Regions from separate parts of the Homo sapiens genome. Here region 2 is linked to region 1. A link is a contact called in ENCODE Hi-C or POLR2A ChIA-PET data. All regions are on one chromosome and are shown on one strand. The core of a region is the stretch at or near the end of the contact, and the rest is flanking DNA. Distances in the headings are between cores, read along the strand shown. Region 1 overlaps GNA13 (G protein subunit alpha 13). Region 2 overlaps RGS9 (regulator of G protein signaling 9).

Region 1 (4,481 bases), core at 672-3,171:
GACTTTATTACTGACAAAGTCAACAAACAATATTAGGTGAGCTTCAGTGACCCTTTGAGTATTAGAAGTCTATGAGGTTCCACGAACCATATTTCTTACGAGTTTTACAAAATGGTGTCTAAGCTGGGAATGGCTTCAATGTTGCCCCCACTTCACAACAATAATTTGTTATAAACATCCTTTGCTTGTAAAGACAAAATGGGTCTGGAGTCCTAAGCTTGAAGGTAACAGAAAAGCTAAGAACAAAAGTTAGAAAATAATTTCTATTAAATTCATAGTCATACAGAGAGAGGCTTAGCAGCTTATCGACCCAGTTACTGAACAAGTGACATTTGTATTCAATGCTCTCTTCTGCACAGCTAAAATATTAAAAGGAAAGGATTTAGAATGCACTTCTTTAAAAGGATATGGAATTTAAGCTGGATAGCCAAAGAACACACAAGAAGAACTGATCTGCTGTTTTAGAACATACTCAAAAACACCAGTGGCTTTATGTCAATAAGAAAAGGGCAACTCTGCTTATAGAAAATAGGTAAAGAGTAGAGTTTTTTAATTCAAAGTCTGATTCATGCCTTAAGAATATAACATAAGGTTTATAGAGATGGGTATCAAATATAGATTTTCTAATAAAAAGCAAGGTAAACATATTCTAGAAAGCAATTTGGCAATATGTATTAAGATCTTTCAAATGATCCTCAACACAGTACCACTGAAAAAGTATATACAACTACAACAGTGCTAGTGAATTACTATTATGGCAGAAGGAAGAGCTGGTTGAGAGCAAATGGATTGCTCCTTATATTTAACTAGATTCTGGACCAGGGGTCTGTCCACAAACTATATAGCCTGAAGGCCAAATCCAACCCAATGCCTGTTTTTGTACGGCTCATTTTTAAATGGTTGGGGAAAAAACTTAAAAGACTATTTCATGATATGTAAAAATGATATGAAATTCGAACTTCAACATCCATAAATAAAAATGCACTGGAACACAGCCACGCTCACCTGTTGGTGTATCGTCTATGGGAACTTCCAGGCTACAACAGCAGAGGTGAGGAGTGGAGACTGAGGCAGTGTGTTGCACTCTCATGACTCTGCACCACTGCTTGGTGCACCACAAACTGCAGTGACACAGTTATAACTTGAAAATATTCCAAGTGTCACCAGTATTGCCACACCATGACATTAAAAAAAAAAAAAAGGGAGTAAATACACATCCATCCAAATAAAAAGAAGGCCCTGAATACCACACTTTTAAGGCACAGTAGGATGTAAATAATTTTGCTATCAAATTCCATGGTAAAGCATTATTTATTATGCAATGACACTATAGCTATGCTAGAAGAATACAATGTATGCCAACATTTACAGACTAAGCTTTCTTCAATCCTCCCAACCCACAGAAAAGCAACGGTCATAAAACAAAAACAAAACACATGCAAAATTTTAAAATGGAATAGCTTATCACTGCAGAATTTCTTCACCAAAACAAAAAATGAAATGAGACTGCAACCAAAGTATTTTCAAGTTTTCAAAGTTTTTGTTAGACAAGCAAGGAATGCCATTTACCAAGTGAGTGAGTAACTCATGTTTGATTGTAACAGCTGAAGAAATATGGCCAGAGAAAGTAACCTTGTTTAAGACTATTAGCCTTTCAGTGAGAGCAGCTGCTCAGAGTTGAGGACACTCGGAACAACCATCAACTGTCAATTAAGAAACATGGCAAATTATTTCAGTGGTTTTCCCTGGCTCTTGCTGAGTTTATTACCACAATGCTCAGTTGTTGTTTACTTAGGGAATCAATGCCAAGTTTGAAGTGACTGAAGAACCAGCCTGTATGAACAGTCCATGTGGAAGAGCTACGTGTGAGAGTATTTTCAGAGAAGCTGAGAAAACACTAAATGAGTACAGCCTAAACTGGAATATGCTAGGCTGTGTTACAACTGATGGTGGTAAAAATGCGTGGAACAGAAAGGGGGTCAAACATGCAAAACCTGTGTAAGGGTTACTCACTGCATTACTCATGAGCATGTACCTTGTGGGAAACACATGAATCTATTGTGCTCATGAACGAGTAATGTCAGTGATGAATTTAACACGCTCCTGTGAACCTGACCATCAGCAGGTCATGAGTTTCTGTCAGAAACAAAAAGTGAAAATTCTGACACAGTTCGATGTCTTAGCAGCGCTAAAGTTTTACTGACTTTTTTCTGAGCACAGGGATGGAACTGATTTCTTTTCCTGAACAAGAACTACCCTTAACCACTATTGTTGAACGCTGAATGGTTTCGGAAATTAGCCTTAGGGCAGACTTGATTTGATTTCTGAATGAATTCAACCTAAAATTACAAGGCAAAACGGCACTGTTGGTGAAACTTACACTCTGGTAAAGTCATTTCGACAGCTAGCATAGTTTTAATCAAAACAATGTCAAACTGCTTTATATACTTTCTTTGCTGTCAAAAGTTAAAACAAAAAGTGAGACTTCCATTCCCATACAAATTTCCAGTGGACATAATATTTCTAAACTCTAACTACAGTTCCAACAGCATCTTTCAGACCCCTATGTAAGTGCAAAGGAAATTTCCATATTTCAAAATCCATTTAACTACGCAAATGAAGAGCTTCTACCTAACCTTCAAGTGGTTAATCTGCAATGTAATGACATGCTAAGAGGCAAACACTGAGAAGAATCTAACAGGATTCTGTAAGTATCTCTCAAGCACTGACTATGCTCAATAAAAATCATATGCTATGGCTGGCACGGTGGCTCACACTGTAATCCCAGCACTTTGGGAGGACGCCAAAGCGGGAGGATTGCTTGAGCCCAGGAGTTTAAAACCCACCTAGGCAACATACTGAGACTCATCTCTACAAAAAGTTAAAAAATTAGCTGGGTGTGGTGGCATGTGCCTGTAGTCCCAACTACTAGGGAGGGTGAGGTAGGATCATCACCTGAGCCCGGGGGTTGAGGCTGCAATGAGCTGTGATCATGGCACTGCACTCCAGCCTGGGCGACAGAGCAAGACCTTCTCCAAAAAATAAAAAATCATATGCTCATTTGGTAGTATCTGTGTGAAAATATATTTTCAAGGATGAAATGTGTAAAATCTCATTACAGATCAGAATGGAGGAATATTTGCAACTGACTCTGACAAAAAAATGCTAAAACATTGAATCCCAATAAACAAAATGTTATTCCAAAAGAATCCAATTTTTTTCACATTCGTAGCCACAAAAACTTGCACACAAGTTTATATTTTTAATCTCATCAATAAAACTTTTTATATAAATACCTACATAATGCCCTTGATTTCTTCCCTTGGCACGCAGTGCCTAAAATATTATACTATCTGACCCTTTACACATTTCTAGACCAATGATACTTAATCCTGGTAATCTATCAGAATTACCTAATGTGCTTATTAAAAATACAGATTCCCAGGTCTCCAAACAAATCCACCCAATCAAAATCTTAGCAAGTTCCGAGAGAAGTGATTCTGATGTAGCCAGCCCTCGCATTACTTCAAATCTGGATATATATTTTACTCAAAACTAGATTTCGTATTAATTTCATCTTTTAGGATCAATTACACAAAATCTGTTTTTAAAGTCTAAAAATGCCAAGATAAGAAATTTAGTTTAGTTTTATCTTACTGTACAAGTGGGCTTGTTTTTTGTTTTCTTGAGATAGGGTCTCAACTCTGGTTATCCAGGCTGGAGTACAGTGGCACAATGTAGCCACTGTCGAGGCTCACTGTAGCCTTGACCACCCGGGCTCAGGTGATTCTCCCACTTCAGCCTCCAGCGTAGGTGGGATTACAGGCACTTGCTACCATGCCTGGCTAATTGTTTGTATTTTTAGTAGAGATGGGGTTTCACTATGTTGCCCAGGGTGGTCTCGAACTCCTGGACTCAAGCAACCCACCCACTTCGGCCTCCGGGAGTGCTGGGATTACAAGCATGAGCCACTACACCCAGCTGTAAAAGTGGATTTCAAGCAGTATTTGCATTCTTCATAATTCACCACGTCTCACAAGAAACTATCAGGCCTTCTTTTGGGATATCTGAATCATAAACAATAAAATTAAGTCTATATATAGCTTCCTCTTTTAAAAAAACTTATTTGACAATTCTGACAAGCTTTATTTCCTACTGTACTACAGTTCTAGCTGCCTACTTGTCTATACCCCTAGAGCCTATTTTCAAATGTTCACCATAGTCCACAGCTTTCAAGCTAACTCAGATTTTGTGGTTAAAAATTAATGGACCTGATACTCCAGATGTAACATTACTGAACGTGCTGAGAAGCGCGGATGGGAAAAGTTATCGTTAAGTGCTACTTATATTTTAGCAATAGGACTCTAAGGAACTTGAAACCTCAATTAAACTTACAAAATTAATTTGCTTCTATAATAGACACCTAAACATTGCATGATAGGTAAATAAGCAATTAAAAATGCTTAATAGGCAGCACTCCC
Region 2 (4,481 bases), core at 520-3,019, 160 kb after region 1:
ATTGGCAGATTAACCAAGACCCACAGTTAACCAGAAACTGGAGACTCTCCCTGTAATGACCTTATGTTGTTTTTATTCCATTTAGCCTGGAATGGACAATGTGCTGGACTACGGCCTGGACCGAGTGACCAATCCGAATGAAGTCAAGGTAAACCAGGTATGTCTCTGCTGCATAGTTTGGGTAGGGCCTAGGTCGGATTCTGGGGCTGGGAAGGTGTCCACATGTCTATTCGTGTCTGTTAGGGCAACGATATCTCCTCTTTGAGACTATCAAAGAGAGGAGGACCGTGGGCTCTGTGGACTCAGGGTTAGGGGAGAAGTGGGACCATGGCAGGATGCTAGGTGAGAAGAAATTACGACTGAAGACAGACAGAGGCTGTAGAGTGCAGGGAAGAGCTAATGGGATCTAGATGGCTGGTTTTCAAACTTTTCTGAGTCACTTCCCCCTTCGAAAATCTGATGAAAGTTATGAGCTCATTCCACTCAAAGATGCACAGACAGACATTCTGTACACAGTTTCAGCCAGTTCCTTGATCCTGAGGAGACTGTAGACCCCAGCCTCGAAACTCTTGAATCAGTTTTAGATTTAACCTTAATCCACATGACAGGACCTGGAATCTAACACTTTCTTTCACATCCCAGTGGAGTGGGATCTTTGTAAAGATTCTCCAAGCAGGTTTCATTAAAAAAAAATACCTTTCCTCAAATAGGCCATCTTTCATGATGGATAGCCAATGTCCTATGAGTATTTATTTATTTATAGAAATACAGTTCATAAGCTGTTGAGCCCATGGCCCTATTGACATTTTGGGCCAGATAATTCTTTTTTTTTCCTATTTATTTATTTATTTATTTATTTAATTCATTTATTATTTGAGACAGGGTCTCACTCTGTTGCCCGGGCTGCAGTGCAGTGGCATGCTCATAGCTCACTGCAGCCTTGACCTCTTGGGCTCAGGTGATCCTCCTGCCTTAGCCACCCAAGTAGCTAGGACCACAGGCACATGCCACCGTGCTTGGCTAATTTTTGAAATTATCTGTAGAGACAGTGTCTTTCTATGTTGCCCAGGCTGGTCTTGAACTCCTGGGCTCAAGCAGTCCTCCTGCCTTGGCCTCCCAAAGCACTGAGATTACAGGTGTGAGCCACTGTGCCTGGCTCAGATAGACAATTCTTTGGTGAAGCTGTCCTGTGCATTTTAGAATGTTCAGCAGCATCCCCAGCTCTGCCCATGAGATGTCAGTACCTCCATTCCTCTCCCTGCCCACCTAAGCCCCAGTCCTAACAATCAAAAATGTCTCCAGACATTGCCCATTGTACCCTGGGAAGGAAGTCAACATTACTCTGGCTGACAACCACTGATTCCAATGAACCATCCTAGACCCATTTAAACAGATCTTAGGTAGTTTCATTGCTTTCTGTCAAACATTGTCTTTGGGTAGCAAGGGTGTCATCTCTAGCCTAGGGTGCATCTATAGGGCTCTGCAGAGCCTTAAGGCATGAGTGGGGGCCTGTAGGGGTGTGCAGGGGAAGGAGGAGGGTGGAAGTGGGAGGGGAAAGAAAAAGGAGCCAGAAATGTTAGCAAGGCAGCTCTGGGACAGTGTTTGCTTTTGCTCCCTGGAGAGGGTCACCGGGGGAACCATTAGGTCTCTTGTCCACAAGCTGGAGAGACCCTTCCTTTGATACACACAGGGCACAGTCAGCCTTAACTCAGCTGTTCCCAGGGCAGCCTTTCCCGTGTTCCCCTTGCCAGAGAACAGATCACTGCTGAGGCCTTGTAGGCTTGGTTGCCATGGAAACAGAATCCTCGAGTAAAAGATTGAACCTGGGTGGAAGGGTTGCTTTTTTTTATGGCTAACTAGCAGCTCTGGAAACCTCTTTCCTGGGGAGGAGAGAGAGGGTGGAGGCAGAAAGCACATCACTCATTCTGAGATGGGGGGGTGGGAACAAAGGGTCACCCATCCGTGACCCAAGCCAGGATACTGCTCAGCTGTGTGTGTGTGTGTGTGTGTGTGTGTGTGTGTGTGTGTGTGTGTGTTGGGGGTGGTTAGGCAGGACCTTAACTTCATCCATTTGAGAGGGAAGCTAAGGAGCTGAGCTGCTCCATCCTGGGGGTGACTTCTGAGGAGGGTGACCAGATTACTGTCTTTACTGAGGAGGCATCTTTGTGCTCCTTGGCCTTCAGAGCCCACTTCCTGCGGATGTGGATGCTGGCAACACCCTCAGCCCAGAACCCAGTGGGCAGGCTGGGTGTACGACAGAGGGTGCCTTTGCCATGGTGGGGTGTGATACGGGCTGTGTCTCCGCTGTTTACCGTTATCTTCTCTGTCTCTCTCTCTCTCTCTTCCCAGCTATCTATCTATCTCCTGTCTGTGCACTCTGGCTGCTGTGGAATAAAGTATTAAGAAGAATAAAGAACTGCAATTCTCATGCATGCAGAGCCCCTTCCAGCCCTCCCCTCAGGCAGCCCCAGCATGCTGTGGTTTATCTGTCTGCAACATTTTCCACTGTCTGCGAGTCCCCTGTGTTCCCGGGTTAATCTGCCCTGAGAGAAGAGGGTTGCCAAGAGCATGAAGCATCTCCATGAAGACCTGGGAGTGCAGAGGCTTTGGATTTTTGTCTCACTTCAGAGAACTCATGGTGCCTGAGCTGGTTTGAAGAGAGGTCATTTTGAGAAGGAATCGATCCTTCTTTCTTTTTTTCTTTTCTATTCTTTTTTTTTGAGACGGAGTCCTGCTCTGTCACCCAGGCAGGAGTGCAGTGGCGTGATCTCGGCTCACTGCAACCTCCGCCTTCCGGGTTGAAGTAACTCCTTGCCTCAGCCTCCAGAGTAGCCGCGATTACAGGTGTGTTCCACCACGCCCAGCTAATTTTTTCATATTTTTAGTACAGACGGAGTTTCTCCATGTTGGCCAGGCTGGTCTTGAACTCCTGACCTCAGGTGATCCGCCCATCTTGGCCTCCCAAAGTGCTGGGATTACAGGCATGAACCACTGCGCCTGGCTATCAATCCTTCTTTTTAAACTTTTATTTTAGGTTCAGGGGTTACATTTCAGGTAAACTGCATGTCACCGGAGTTTGGTATATAGATTATCTTGTCACTCAGGAAATAAGCATAGTACTCATAGGTAGTTTTTCTATCCTCTCCCTCCTCCCACCCTCCACCCTCAAGTAGGCCTGGGTGTCTGTTGTTCCCTTCTTTGTGTCCTTGTGTACTCAATGTTCAGCTCCCACTTATAAGTGAGCCCATGTGGTATTTGGTTTTCTGTTCCTGCGTTAGTTCGCTTAAGACAATGATCTCTAGCTCCATCCATGTTGCTACAAAGAACATGATCTCATTTTTTTATGGCTGCATAGTATTCCATGGTATATATGTACCACATTTTCTTCATCCAGTCTACCAATGATGGGCATTTAGGTTGATCCCATGTCTTTGCTATTGTGAATAGTGCTGCAGTGAACATAGGCATGCATGTGTCTTTATGACGGAATGATTTATATCCCTTTGGGTATATACCTAGTAATGCGATTGCTGGGTCAATGGTAATTCTATTTTAAGTTCTTTGAGAAATCACCACACTGCTTTCTACAATGGCTGAACTAATTTCATTCCCACCAGAAGCATATAAGCTTCCCTTTTCTCCTTGCCAGCATCTGTTATTTTTTGACTTTTTGATAATAGCCATTCTGACTAGTGTGAGATGTTATCTCATTGTGGTTTTGATTTGCATTTCGAGAATGAGTAAATTCTTGAGAAGATGTATCTGTTTTCCCCAAATAGAGGCAAGTAACCGTCAACCATAAGGAGGAAAGTCATTAGGTTGGCAGGTGTCTCGGGCCCTGGGTGGCCCACTCCCACTGGCTAATGGCAGCTGGGAGGGACTGGCCAGGGGCCGGGACCACACTCTAGAAGTGAGTCCTCTTTTAGCTCCAATACCTTGAGGCATACGGAACCCCCAACTCCTGCACCCCAGGAGGTGATGGGGGCAGGGGCCGCTCATGGCAGGATCACTGCCATCATTTAGGGATGAGGGCAGTGTCGGGTGCTGAAGAGACCCTTGACATTGGCCTGAGCCCCAGCTCTGCCACTTCCGGTCCATGTGATCTTGGGCAAGCTCTTTCTTGAGCCACAGTCTCAGTTTCCTCATCTCTAACAGGGGAAGCATGCTAGTTCCTTCATCAGAGGATTAAGCAGGATCACTTATGTGTAGTGTCTAGAATGCTAATCAACACGTAGAGACACTCCACACACAGCTGGTATTATTCTAAATGTTGTCATGCTATGAGAGAGAATTTATGGGACTTGTAGACCTCAGACTCCATGTTAGGGTGCTGTACCTAGCCAATTTCCTCTTCTGCCTTTTCACCTTCTCATACTTCTCCCCTGGTTAGAGGTGGAAGGAGGGGTTACATGCCAATTTCAACCTCTCTGCCTACTCCAATAAGCAGCTGCTCAGAACCTCAGTCTACACTGGCGAGTATA

What was found. Hi-C counts contacts between places; a loop is a spot of excess contacts on that map. ChIA-PET counts read pairs that join two places held with the same protein, here RNA polymerase II (POLR2A). Pooled maps may share reads with other maps.
Region 2: a loop to region 1 is called in a map with no recorded cell type, with 6 times the contacts of the local background. The contact joins two enhancer-like sites. A Hi-C loop is called at or near these places in 1 of 168 maps with a recorded cell type or tissue (endothelial cell of hepatic sinusoid), 20 of 37 single-sample maps with no recorded cell type and 11 of 50 pooled maps. POLR2A ChIA-PET finds 5 or more read pairs at or near these places in 2 of 52 experiments (OCI-LY7 and activated CD4-positive, alpha-beta T cell).

What each region holds. Positions count from the first base shown.
Region 1 is chr17:65,021,215-65,025,695 of GRCh38, forward strand. All of the region lies in intron 2 of GNA13 (G protein subunit alpha 13), which reads right to left. Among named protein-coding and RNA genes, the nearest start is that of GNA13, 33 kb to the right of the region's middle. Within about 2 kb of position 1,922, at least 8 of the 41 ENCODE cell types and tissues checked have a DNase peak (open chromatin) inside an H3K27ac peak, as active enhancers do; they include OCI-LY7, where a contact is called at or near this core.
Region 2 is chr17:65,177,647-65,182,127 of GRCh38, forward strand. It overlaps RGS9 (regulator of G protein signaling 9), which reads left to right. Exons shown (of 19, transcript NM_003835.4): 9 at 86-157. Among named protein-coding and RNA genes, the nearest start is that of RGS9, 43 kb to the left of the region's middle. RefSeq lists an enhancer at 3,639-3,688. Within about 2 kb of position 1,770, at least 8 of the 41 ENCODE cell types and tissues checked have a DNase peak (open chromatin) inside an H3K27ac peak, as active enhancers do; they include OCI-LY7, where a contact is called at or near this core.